3 separate regions of the Homo sapiens genome follow, and regions 2 and 3 are each linked to region 1. A link is a loop called in an ENCODE intact Hi-C map of the cell type or tissue named here. Cell type or tissue: dorsolateral prefrontal cortex. All regions are shown on one strand.

Evidence for each region. Hi-C counts contacts between places; a loop is a spot of excess contacts. Peaks named below come from ENCODE experiments on the same cell type or tissue, not always from the same donor. Only the 100,000 strongest peaks of a DNase experiment are listed, where the experiment ranks them.
Region 2: a loop joins it to region 1, with 4 times the contacts of the local background. A loop is called at or near these places in 5 of 110 quality-filtered maps.
Region 3: a loop joins it to region 1, with 4 times the contacts of the local background. A loop is called at or near these places in 4 of 110 quality-filtered maps.

Annotation. Positions count from the first base shown.
Region 1 is chr5:16,688,798-16,692,797 of GRCh38, reverse strand. It overlaps MYO10 (myosin X), which reads left to right. Exons shown (of 41, transcript NM_012334.3): 28 at 2,879-2,974. Among named protein-coding and RNA genes, the nearest start is that of RETREG1, 74 kb to the right of the region's middle. In dorsolateral prefrontal cortex, CTCF peaks have their summits at 2,151 and 2,353 (motif pointing left); a DNase peak (open chromatin) is centred at 2,355; H3K27ac peaks cover 3,287 bases.
Region 2 is chr5:16,775,164-16,779,163 of GRCh38, reverse strand. The region is part of intron 9 of MYO10 (myosin X); the gene reads left to right. Among named protein-coding and RNA genes, the nearest start is that of MYO10, 160 kb to the left of the region's middle. In dorsolateral prefrontal cortex, a CTCF peak has its summit at 2,340 (motif pointing right); a DNase peak (open chromatin) is centred at 2,332.
Region 3 is chr5:17,130,634-17,134,633 of GRCh38, reverse strand. BASP1-AS1 (BASP1 antisense RNA 1) reads left to right here. Exons shown (of 3, transcript NR_027253.1): 3 at 2,734-4,000. Among named protein-coding and RNA genes, the nearest start is that of MIR10522, 23 kb to the left of the region's middle. In dorsolateral prefrontal cortex, a CTCF peak has its summit at 1,932 (motif pointing right); no DNase peak of the experiment used is centred here.

The sequences.
Region 1 (4,000 bases):
ATTTCTGTCACCTCCTATAGAACAGGAACAGTGAGTTATTATGGAAAACTTCAATCATGGGCAAGAGTGGGTGGAAGAATATAATAAACCACGGACTTATTCCAGAGCTTTCGGTGGCTATCCACCCATGGCCAAGAGTGTTTCATCCACAGTTCTATCCAGTCCGCTCCCCCAGCAAACCACCTCCTTTTATAGCAAGTCCCTATCATATAATTTCTTCTGTAAATATTTAGTAGGTATTTAAACATTCTAATACATAATCACAATACCATTATGACATTAAAAAAATAATGTTAGCTCCTAATATTATCCAAACTCCCAGTCATTGTTCAGATTTCTGCAGTGGCCTTATTTTTTTATTTTTATTTTTATTTTTTTGAGACCAAGTCTCACTCTGTTGCCTAGGCTGGAGTGTAGTGGCACAACCTTGGCTCACTGCAACCTCTGCCTCCCTGGTTCAAGCGATTCTCCTGCCTCAGCCTCCTGAGTAGCTGGGATTACAGGTGCCTACCACCATGCCTGGCTAATTTTTGTATTTTTAGTAGAGACAGGGTTTCACATATTGGCCAGGCTGGTCTCAAACTCCTAACCTCAGGTGATCCGCACACCTCAGCCTCCCAAAGTGCTGGGATTACAGGCGTGAGCCACTGTGCCTGGCCTGCAGTTTCCTTATAAGTGGAGGTGGTAGTGTTCTTGTTGGTTTGGGTTGGTTTTATAGTTATTTTCTTCAAGTCAGAATCCAAATGAGGTCTAGATGTTGTCACTGGTTTTTAGATCACTCAAGTCTCTTTTAATGTATAGATGCCCCTCTGCCTTTCTTTCACTTGCTGTTTGTAATGGAACATGTTAGCTCGCTTATCCCATGGTTTCTAGATTTCACCAACCCTATATGGGCATGTGTTTGAACGTGTTTCTCTTTCTCATTTGTTTCTTGTGAATTGGTCATTAGACCTAGAGAGTGATCGAGTTCAGGTTTTCTTTCTGTTTAAGAGTGCTTCACTTGTGTTGGTATTGATTTCTGTTAAGAAGGCTTAGAGTAGCTGGTTGTCCTCTTGTGATGTCAGCAGTAGTTCTGATCTTGATTTTTTTTTTTTTTTTTGATACAGAGTCTCGCTCTGTCACTGAGGCTGGAGTGCAGTGGCACCATGTCGGCTCACTGCAACCTCTGCCTCCAGGGTTCAAGTGATTCTCCTGCCTCAGCCTCCCGAGTAGCTGGGACTACAGGTGTGCACTACCAAGCTTGGCTAATTTTTGTATTTTTAGTAGAGACGGGATTTCACCATGTTGGCCAGGCTGGTCTCAAACTCCTGACCTGAAGTGATCCGCCTGCCTCATCCTCCCAAAGTGCTGGGATTATAGGCATGAGCCGCCACGCCCGGCCCTGATCTTGATTTTTTTTTAAATATTTCATCTCAGTGATTCTAGCTATGAGGTCAGATAATACTTATTTTCTAACCAGACTATTTTAGTTTTGTTGCTGTAAAATACATGTTTTATTGTGAACATTTGTACTTTTTTTTTTTTTTTTGAGACGGAGTCTCACTCTTTCGCCCAGGTTGGAGTGCAGTGGCGCGATCTCAGCTCACTGCAAGCTCCACCTCCTGGGTTCACGCCATTCTCCTGCTTCATCCTCCCGAGTAGCTGGAAGTACAGGTACCTGCCACCTCACCCAGCTAATTTTTTTGTATTTTTAGTAGAGATGGGGTTTCACCGTGTTAGCCAGGATGGTCTCGATCTCCTGACCTCATGATCCGCCCGCCTCAGCCTCCCAAAGTGCTGGGATTACAGGCGTGAGCCACCACGCCCGGCCGAACATTTGCACTTCTTTAGTTATCAGAGCAAGCTGGCTTTATGCCCCAAACCCTTCTTCATCAAACGTATTACTATCTCTGGTCTGATCCTAACATCTGCTGCTGTTTTACCCTGATTTTGTTAACCTGGTTCACCAATTTTATTTCTCTAGTGTTGTTTAGGGAGGGTTGCAGATGAGATCAAGATGGTATTGAGACCAAACACCCCAAATCCTGCGCCTCACTCCCAGCACCCCTGATGGAAATAATGTGCACATCTCAAGCAGAATTCAGACGCAGATGCCCTGGCCTTAAGCTGGGAGAGAGCTGTGATGAATTAGGGAAAGAGCTCACGCCGGGCCGAGGTTGGCTTTTGTAGATTTGAGAAAGGGTCCAAAGGAAGTTGCAGGCAGGAGTGGGGGCTGCTGCCCCTGGCCTGTCTGGGTCCTGAGCAGGGGTGGGCATTGGGCAGACCAGTGTGAGGGGAGAGAGCCTCTCCCCTAGAGAAGTCAGGGGAACCCTGCTATCCCTGGCCACACCAGCAGCCTCCTCCCTGGGCAGCAGAGATGAGACTGGCTCCCCCTAGAGGGTGTCTTCATCATTGCTAAAAGAAAAACCATTGTAGGTCCCTCCATGTCTTTTGGTGACGGGTTCCAGAACCACCACCCCACTCCCCACCCCACTGCAGCCATCAAAATCCCCAGATGCTCGAGTTCCTGCTATAAAAGGATGTAGTCATTGCATGTAACCTATGCATATTCTCCCACATGCTTCAAATCGTCTCTAGATTACTTACAATAGCTAGTATGTTGCAAATGCATTGTAAATAGTAGTTACACTGTATTGTTTTTTAATTTGTAGTATTATTATTTTTTAAATTGGATTTTTATTTTTGATCTGCTGCTGGTTGAATCCACAGGTGCAGAACCCACAAATCCTGAACTCGCAGATATGGAGAGCCAACTGTGTACCGTTTCGTCAGTAACAGACAGTTCCCAACTCTAGTCATTGGCTTCATTAGTTGCTTTCCTCAGTTATTCAGAATTTGGTGTTCCTGATGTGCGTTTGTTGCTTTTGCTTCTTTGCAGAGAGATCATAGATAACACCACCAAGGAGAATGGGATCGACATCATTATGGCCGATAGGACTTTCCACCTGATTGCAGAGTCCCCAGAAGATGCCAGGTGAGTCTGCGCTGTTGACTTTGTGTTACCCACATCCTGCTCCCTCATGCACAGGTGTGAGCATCACACAGAGCACTGTTTACTGTACTGGCCTTGAAAAATTTTAATTGACTTTTTTTGAAGAACCAAGAGTCATACGAGATTGATGCACTTGTCCCTTGGGGAATCTTTCCCTGGGCAAATGTGTTCAAGTACAGCACAGAGTTCAGGATTTCCAGCCTCCAGTGCCACTAGACAGATCCATTGTCACCTGTCTCTCAGGCTGTTACTGTCACCGGTAGCGTGTGTAAATTATACAGCTGCATGAAGCTGAAAATCTACCCTCTGGAAGCTTCTGAGCTTTGAAAGTGAATCATTTGTGTTTGCATAAGGACGAAAAAGGGCAGGGAGCAGTAACTAATGGCTGTTTAAGTAACTGATAGTGCTATGGCACTGGGGGGTTTTAAAGATCTTAATATTGAAGAATTCAACGGAAGAGGTACTAACTTACACAGAACTTACTATTAGCTTGGTGCAAAAGTAATCACAATTATATTTCAGGCTAATATTCTAAATGTTTCATACCTAAGTATTTCAGGAAGTATTCTAAATGCTTCATAAATATTAACTCTTTTGATTCTCTTGGATCCTGCAAGGTAGACATTAATTATTACCATCATCCATACTTTGCAGAATAAGAGACTAGGGTACAGAGAACGGTTAGTATCATTTGTAATGCAGTGCAACCTCAATTCTGTTGAATGGAGACATTGAACTTCTTAAAAACATTTGCTCCTAAGGAGCTTTAACTTTTGACTGAGATTAGAAGAGGGTGGAGGCCTTCATTGGCTGGGGCAAGTTGTCTGTAGCTTCCTGGACTTCAGGTTTCCATGCTGGAGTGCTGAGGAGACATAGCACAAAATTAAGGAGACTTAGCATTTGCTCTTCAGTGTGATGGATCACAGGGTCACCTTGTGGATCTGACACCGTGGAACGTCTGTCCTGTCTATTCCTGCAGCTTGTGAGTTTGTGAGTCTGCAGGGTTAT
Region 2 (4,000 bases), 86 kb before region 1:
AATTCTATAGCTAATAACAAATCTGCCAGCCATTGGCCCAGGTGACTGTTGTTGCAGAATTTTGCTCCTTTGTTCAGCTAAAACCTGGGGTCTTGTCACACGATCAGGAAAACTTAGGCACAGGGACACGTTGAAGGGTGAGTAGAGCAGGGTTTTATTGGGTGAAAGGAAGATGGCCAGGCGCGGTGGCTCATGCCTATAATCCCAGCACTTTGGGAGGCCAAGGCGGGCAGATCACGAGGTCAGGAGATTGAGACCATCCTGGCTAACACGGTGAAACCCCGTCTCCACTAAAAATACAAACAATTAGCCGGGCGTGGTGGCGGGCGCCTATAGTCCCAGCTACTCGGGAGGCTGAGGCAGGAGAATGGCGTGAACCCGGGAGGCGGAGCTTGCAGTGAGCCGAGATCGCGCAACTGCACTCCAGCCTGGGAGACAGCGAGACTCCGTCTCAAAAAAAAAAAAAAAAAAAAAACCTCAGCAAAGCGAGAGGTGTTCCTGCTAACAGGCCCCCACCTCACATGTTGATTTCCAGGTCACTACAGGAGCGGAAGAGAGCAGGCTTCTCTTCCCCGTGGAAGAATTCCCCGTGGCCCCACCCACTTCCCCCAGTGCGTACGTCAGGCTCCAGTTCACTGTGGGATGCCCAGACAAGCCCTGGGCAGGTTCCCTCATCGACCCAAAAGCATCTAATGTAAACATTCTTGGGACGCTTGGAGATTCTCCAGGGACCCCATTTTATCTGCCTAAGCATTTGGCTGTCTCATGTTAAGGTATCATCCAGCCCTCGTGGCTTGTGATGGCCATTTCTGGTTGCGTGAGCATTAGTCATCCTGTCTCTGCATTGTGGCATGCCATGGTCTCTTGCAAGGGCTTTGTTACAAGGTATCTGCATTTAAGATAGCCCAGTCATCGAGCGTTGCGAACAGCCCCACCCAATCGGGCCTGGCCAGGAGATTTCATCACTGTGATCTTAAGTTCTTTACCAGAGCCCTTATTAGAACAGTTAGATGCAGCCGGGCACGGTGGCTCATGCCTGTAATCCCAGCACTTTGGGAGGGTGAGGCAGGCGGATCACGAGGTCAGGAGTTCAAGACCAGCCTGGCCAACATAGTGAAACCCCGTCACTGCTAAAAACACACAAAAAATTAGCTGGATATGGTGGCGGGCGACTGCAGTCCCAGCTACTTAGGAGCCTGAGGCAGGAGAATCGCTTGAACCTGGGAGGCGGAGGTTGCAGTGAGCTGAGATCACGCCTTTGCACTCCAGCCTTGTGACAGTGCAAGACTCCGTCTCAAAAAAAAAAAAAAAAAAAAAAAAAAAAGTTAGATGCAATGCACCTAGGGTGGCGTCATTATCATTCTAATCATCACAAATGCAGCTGACATTTAGTGAGCACTTACTGTTATGAACTTCACATGGAGTTTACTTTCCAATCACTCTCATCAACCCTCTGATGGTAGGAAGTATGGTTGTCTCCATTCTAAGACTCAGAGAAGTTAGTGACCAGCCTAACCTTACCCAGTACCTGGTGCAGCCCATATCCATACACAGTCTAACTCTGGATCCCACACTCTAAACCGCGATGCAGTAATACCTGGTTTCAGTGCACCTCAGATTCGTCCTCCTAGGCTGCCGCTGGAAGACTAGCAGCTCTTCATTCTGTTTTCCTTTTCATTGTCATAGATTATTTGTTACAACTGTCTGTGGAATGAAATCAGAATATTTTTAACAAATGGATATAAATCATGCATCATTTCTCTATGGCTAACATGTGTCTCCTTAAGTTGAAAATGAAATTCCAAACGGACTAGGCTATATACATGATTGTTTTCCACTCTGCCTCCCTTTTAAAGATGTCACAACCTGCCATTTATAATGCAGAGCGGTTTCTCGCTCCATCTCTCCTATTTTCTAACCTGTTAACAAAAACCCTCCTGCAGACAGCACCTTTTGGCATCTGCCTGCGGAGGTGTGGGATTTGGCCTTGCACGTTGGGTTTTATGCAGTGTTTTTCTAAGTATTTTAATTATCTTTTCCAATTTTATATTGGCCCTTTAGACCTCTCACTACTCAAACCTTCCATCACGGTTCATTTATTACTGTCTGCTGAAAAGATGATGTGTTAGAATAAATTCTCATTCTCGTTTTTGAGGAGCAGGGCAAAAAAAAAAGACTTGTCTCTGGCTTTTTTCCTATTTTATTTCTTGTTTCTTTCTTGAAGTAACGAACAATAATTTGTGATAAAAGAATACAGACAAGACACCTGATTATCCACATGGCAGTGTCACTGCAGGTCCCATCACCTGCGAGCTCGCTTGTTGGCCGCTAGGGAGCACTTGGCAGTGGCAGCTCCCTTGTCCTGGGAAGGCCCTGAGAAATCAGATACTCCGTTGGTACTCTGTGTTCTCTCGGGACATCATTTTCCACTTCAGAACTGTCTGTTCTTTTTGTCAGCTACAAGTAAACTTTTGGAACTTGGCTTCCCTTCAGTGATTGCTAGCTTTTATTGCTACATTGAAATAATAGGTCTTGGCATTTGAAATTTGATTTTATGACAAAAGGATATGTCAATCACCTAGAAAGGAAGAGAAATTTATACATGAAATTGACATAATGAGCATACCTAACAAATTTATTCTAGTTAATACATTCTACTTATAAAAGATATTTATAGATCCTTAAATATCTAATTTGCAATTACTTTTTAGTGTTAGTCTAGCAGGTGTATCAATGAAAACTTAGCTGATGTTTATTAATATCACAAACATGACATTTTTGCTATAATAATAGCAAAATTTAACCCGTTACTCTTTAACCTTGTACTGGAAATTCTAAGCAGTGCAGCAAAAAGAAAAAGAAAAAAAAAAGTGTAACTTTTGGGAAAGAGGGAGGAAAATATATTCCTTTCTATATACAATAAGATTTTCTTCTCCCAAACCTATGAGAATCAAGAATTGGGGGATAGGCGGGGTACAGTGGCTCATGTCTGTAATGTCAGCACTTTGGGAGGCTGAGGTGGGCAGATCACTTGAGCACAGGAGTTCAAGACCAGCCTGGGCAACATGGCAAAAACCCATCTCTACAAAAAAATACAAAAATTAGCCGGGTGTAGTGGCACACACGTGTAAACCCAGCTACTTGGGAGGCTGAGGTGGGAGGATGGCTTGAGTCTGGGAGATGGAGGTTACAGTGAGCCGAGATTATGTCACTGCACTCCAGCCTGGGCGACAGGGCCAGGCCCCATCTCAAAAATAAAAAAATTAGAAAAAGAATTGGGTCATGCCTATAATTCCAGCACTTTGGGAGGCTGAGGCTATGGATCACGAGGTCTGGAGTTCAAGACCAGCCTGGCCAACATAGTGAAACCCCATCTGTACTAAAAATACAAAAATTAGCTGGGCGTGGTGGCACGTGCCTGTAGTCCCAGCTACTCAGGAGGCTGAGACAGGAGAATTGCTTGAACCTGGGAGGTGGAGGTTGCAGTGAGCTGAGATCGCGCCACTGCACTCCAGCCTGGGCGACAGAGCAAGACTCTGTCTCGAGAAAACAAACAAACAAACAAACAAACAAAATTGGCCAGGCATTGTGGTGTACCTGTAGTCCTAGCTACCTTGGAGGTGTGAGGATTACCTGAGCCCAGGGAGTTCGAGGCTGTAGTGAGCCATGATCATGCCATTGCACTGCAGCCTGGATGACAGAGTAAGACCCTGTCTCAAAAACAAAAAACATGATTCTTTTTATCAACTTTAATGTTAGTGTATTCTGGCAATAGGACCTTTTAAGAATTTTGCTTATTTCATTGAGAATTTGCCTTAATGTATTTTTAAAATTTATCATTGGTCGCAATAAACATTAATATAAAAAAGTACCTATGAGGTATTCTGAACAGTTTTAGGAGCGTCTTGGTTTTTCCTGGGGCAGAGGCAATGAACCTATGCTAAATTTCATAGGCATTTCTTATACAGCCCTTCAAATTGCCCCTTAAAGTGTTAGGTCA
Region 3 (4,000 bases), 440 kb before region 1:
TGTAGTTCTCTTTTTTAAAAAAAGTTATTAGGTCTTCTTTAATTTATTTTATCAACACTTTGTAATTTAGCAAAAACCTGTATAAGAATATTCAGGCCGGGCACAGTGGCTCACACCTGTAATCCCAGCACTTTGGGAGGCCAAGGTGGGTGGATCACCTGAGGTCGGGAGTTCAAGACCAGCCTGACCTACATGGAGAAACCCTGTCTTTACTAAAAATACAAAATTAGCTGGGCATGGTGGCACATGCCTGTAATCCCAGCTACTTGGGGGGCTAAGGCAAGAGAACCACTTGAACTCGGAAGCTGGAGGTTGCAGTGAGCCAAGATCACATCATTGCACTCCAGCCTGGGCAACAAGAGTGAAACTCTGTGTCAAAAAAAAAAGAAAAAAGAATATTCATAGTAGCTCTTATTCCCAAGAGCTAAACAACTGAAAACAAGCCAAATGTCCCTCAGTGGGCAAATGGTTAGACACACTGTGGTCTAGCCATACCATGGAATAGACAACAACTTGAATGGATCTCAAGGGAATTATGCTGAGTGAAAAAAAAGTCCATCTCAACAAGTTATGATTCCATTTATATAACATTTTACAATAACCGAACTATAGCGATAGAAAACAGATTCATGACTGCCACAGGTAGGAGTGGGAGGAAGAGAACTTGGGTGTAGACATAATGGGGTAGCCTGGGCTAATGGCACAATTCTGTATCTTTTTCTGAGACAGGGTCTTGCTCTGTCACCCAGGCTGGAGTGCAGTGGCGTGAGTGCGTGATCATGGCTCACTGCAGCCTTGATCTCCCAGGCCCAAGTGATCCTCCCGCCTTAGCCTCCTGAGCAGCTAGGACTATAGGTGCTGCCATCACACCTGACTAGTTTTTTAATTTTTTTGTAGAGATAGGGTCTCCCTATATTGCCCAGGCTGGTCTCAAACTCCTGGCCTCAAGCGACCCTCCTGCCTCAGCCTCCTGCAGCGCTGGGATTACACATGTGAGCTACTGTGTCAGGCCACAATTCTGTATCTGACTGTAGTTACAGGTACATGAATGTATACATGTGACAAAATTGCACAGAACTTTATACACACACACACACACACACAAATGAGTGTTTGTAAAGCTAGTAAATGCAATTAAATCTCTATGGATTGTACCAATATCAGGTTCCTAATTTCTATAATGTGTCTGGTTATATGGACATGACCATCAGACAAGGCTGGGTGACGGGTATGTTGGATCTCCCTGTACATTTTTTTTTTTTTTGCAACTTCTTGCAAATCTATAATTATGTCCTTAAAACAGAAAAGTATACCCTAAAACAAAAGATCTTTAGGAAAAGAAAGAGTTGCTTAGCAAAGCCAGGCCTACAGATAGCAGCTTGAGTAGAAAACCGAAGAACAGGCTTCTCAGAGCCCAGTGAAGAAAGAAGCGTTGGCCAAACACCCATTTCTTAACTCCAGAAGTAAATGCAGGAGACACAAGGAGAGAAATAATTGATTTTGTGCAAACCAAACCAGTTCTGATCCCAGCCCCCTGTGTTCTAACTACAGGAGTGTACTGCTTTTCAAATCCACAATGTTTTATGGCCTTAACGAGCCAAGCTGTGTAATTATCATCACACTATGATGCCACACCTAATTTTAAAATCCCACAATAAAGTCACAGCAGGAAGAGGACAGTTACAAAAGCTATATGATGTGATTGTCATTCGGCTTCCGCTACAGTTAAAATTAATCTGTTTCTTTTTAGAGTCTCAATTCTTTCAGAGTATATGTTAAAACACTGCTTCTTTTATGTGTGTTATATTTTTCCTAATGGTAAAACATTGGTAAAAATCAGTTTGAGTGAGGCTTAGTCTAGCTAAAACTAAGCCCTGAAACTGATTCACGGAACACAGCTTGTATTTTTTAATCTGACCACAAGAGGGCTTCTGTTTTTCCTAGTACTAAAAAGGCAGCAGAGTAATCTTTAATTTAGAATATGCAAATATCTTACAAGGGAAAATGAGTTTTAAACCAAGCCCTCCCTGCAAACACCAAGATTTGACTAACTGACTATACAGTTTTTTGTTTTGAGACAAGGTCTTGCTCTGTCACCCAGGCTGGAGTGCAGTGGCATGATCACAGTTCACTGCAACCTCTACCTCCCAGGCTCAAGCCATCCTCCCACTTCAACCTCCTGAGTAGCTGGGACTACAGGCATGCACCACCACATCTGGCTTCTTTTTATTTTTTATTTTTTTATTTTTTTTAGAGAAGACGTCACTATATTGCCCAGGCTGGTCTTGAACTCCTGGACTCAAGTGATCCTCCCGCCTCAACTTCTCAAAGTGCTGGAATTACAGGCGTGAGCCACCATGCCTGACCAACTATACCGTTTTGTAAAAAGTGAAATTTACTGAAGAATGTCTATAAAATATACTTCAAAACTCGGTTTTCCTTTTTTAAATTTGACATATAAATGATGAAAACTAGCCAACCACTTATAAAGCATGTTGATGATTTCATTTCCCAGTTGGCAAATGAAATAGGACCAAGTGCCGTCTTTCTTTTTGTTAGCTTTGTTATTAACATATATAGCTCAGCATCGTGCTCTGAGCATATTGCTGTTATTGTTCAATAACAGCTCTACAGCCAATGGTTCCTTATACATTATTTAAGATAATTCTGTGATGCCAGAAAATGAATTTCCCTAAGTGTACCCTCTCCACCCACACTAACCTTTATTTATAGGTTTCAGTCGATTTGATTATAAAGCAAAGGTTTGGGAAGAAAGACTCATATTCCTCCTGAGATGCAACCTCAAGTCTTAGGAAAAGAAAGTTTTGAACTCAGGTTCCGGGAATGTGGAAGAGGAAGCTCTTAAAGGGCAAGTAGACTTTGCAACATGCTCGTTTTCAGGATTCTCCTCCTTTGTCCTCAACCCTGCCCAGTGTTCCCCTAACTCCACCTAAGCCACTCCATAAAGTTAGGTCCCATTCCTCTATTCCTTCACTACTAATGACAGCTAATAGAGCTAAACAGAATACCACAATAAGCCAGAAGCTGCCTTTTTTTATTATTATTATTATTCATTGCCCAATTTGTAGAACTCTCTGAATTCAATTAAAGTTTGGCAAAGCCTGTGCAAATGAAACCAAGTACCTATTTTTTGCTCATCATAAACCCAAAAGTTTTCTAGAGAACTAACTGAAAGAGATTTTCACCAAATCTTTTTATTTTTTTAATCTAGAGAATACAATTGAGAACCAAATCAATAAATATCCTCAACTGTTACCTTTGTTATAAGGGAACTACGATGAACCGTGCTTGCCCCACATTTACCCTAGCAGCAACTATGCTTTTTCTATCTCTGGCCTTACCCTGCCTTCCTGCCTCCAGAGTCTGAGATGGAGAAAGGCAAAGTCAGATGGAGGATAGAGCTGGGCAGGGAGTTGCTGCCAGCAACAATTGGAGTTGCTGGTTTGCTTTCAACACTGACCCCACTTTATTGGCCATGAGTTAAGGCAGTCAAATGGGCATCTAGGAAACATGACCAAGATCTGCATTAGGGAAGCAAAGCAGATTAAAAGGCACAATTGCTGGCCAGGCATGGTGGCTCACACCTCTAATCCTAGTGAGAGGTGAAGCCAGTTGGACTTCCTGGGTCGAGTGGGGTGGGGTCTTGGAGAAATTTTCTATCTAGCTAGAGGATTATAAATGCACCAATCAGCTCTGTGTCTAGCTAAAGGTTTGTAAACGCACCAATCAGCACTCTGTAAAAACGCACCAATCAATGCTCTGTGTCTAGCTGAAGGTTTGTAAATGCACCAATCAGCACTCCGTAAAACGGACTGATCAGTGCTTTGTAAAATGGACCAATCAGCAGGATGTAGGCAGGGCCAAATAAGGGAAAAAAAGCTGGCACCCAAGCCAACAGGGGCAACCTGCTTGAGTCCCTTTCCACATTGTGGAAGCTTTGTTCCTTCACTCTTCATGATAAATCTTGCTGCTGCTCACT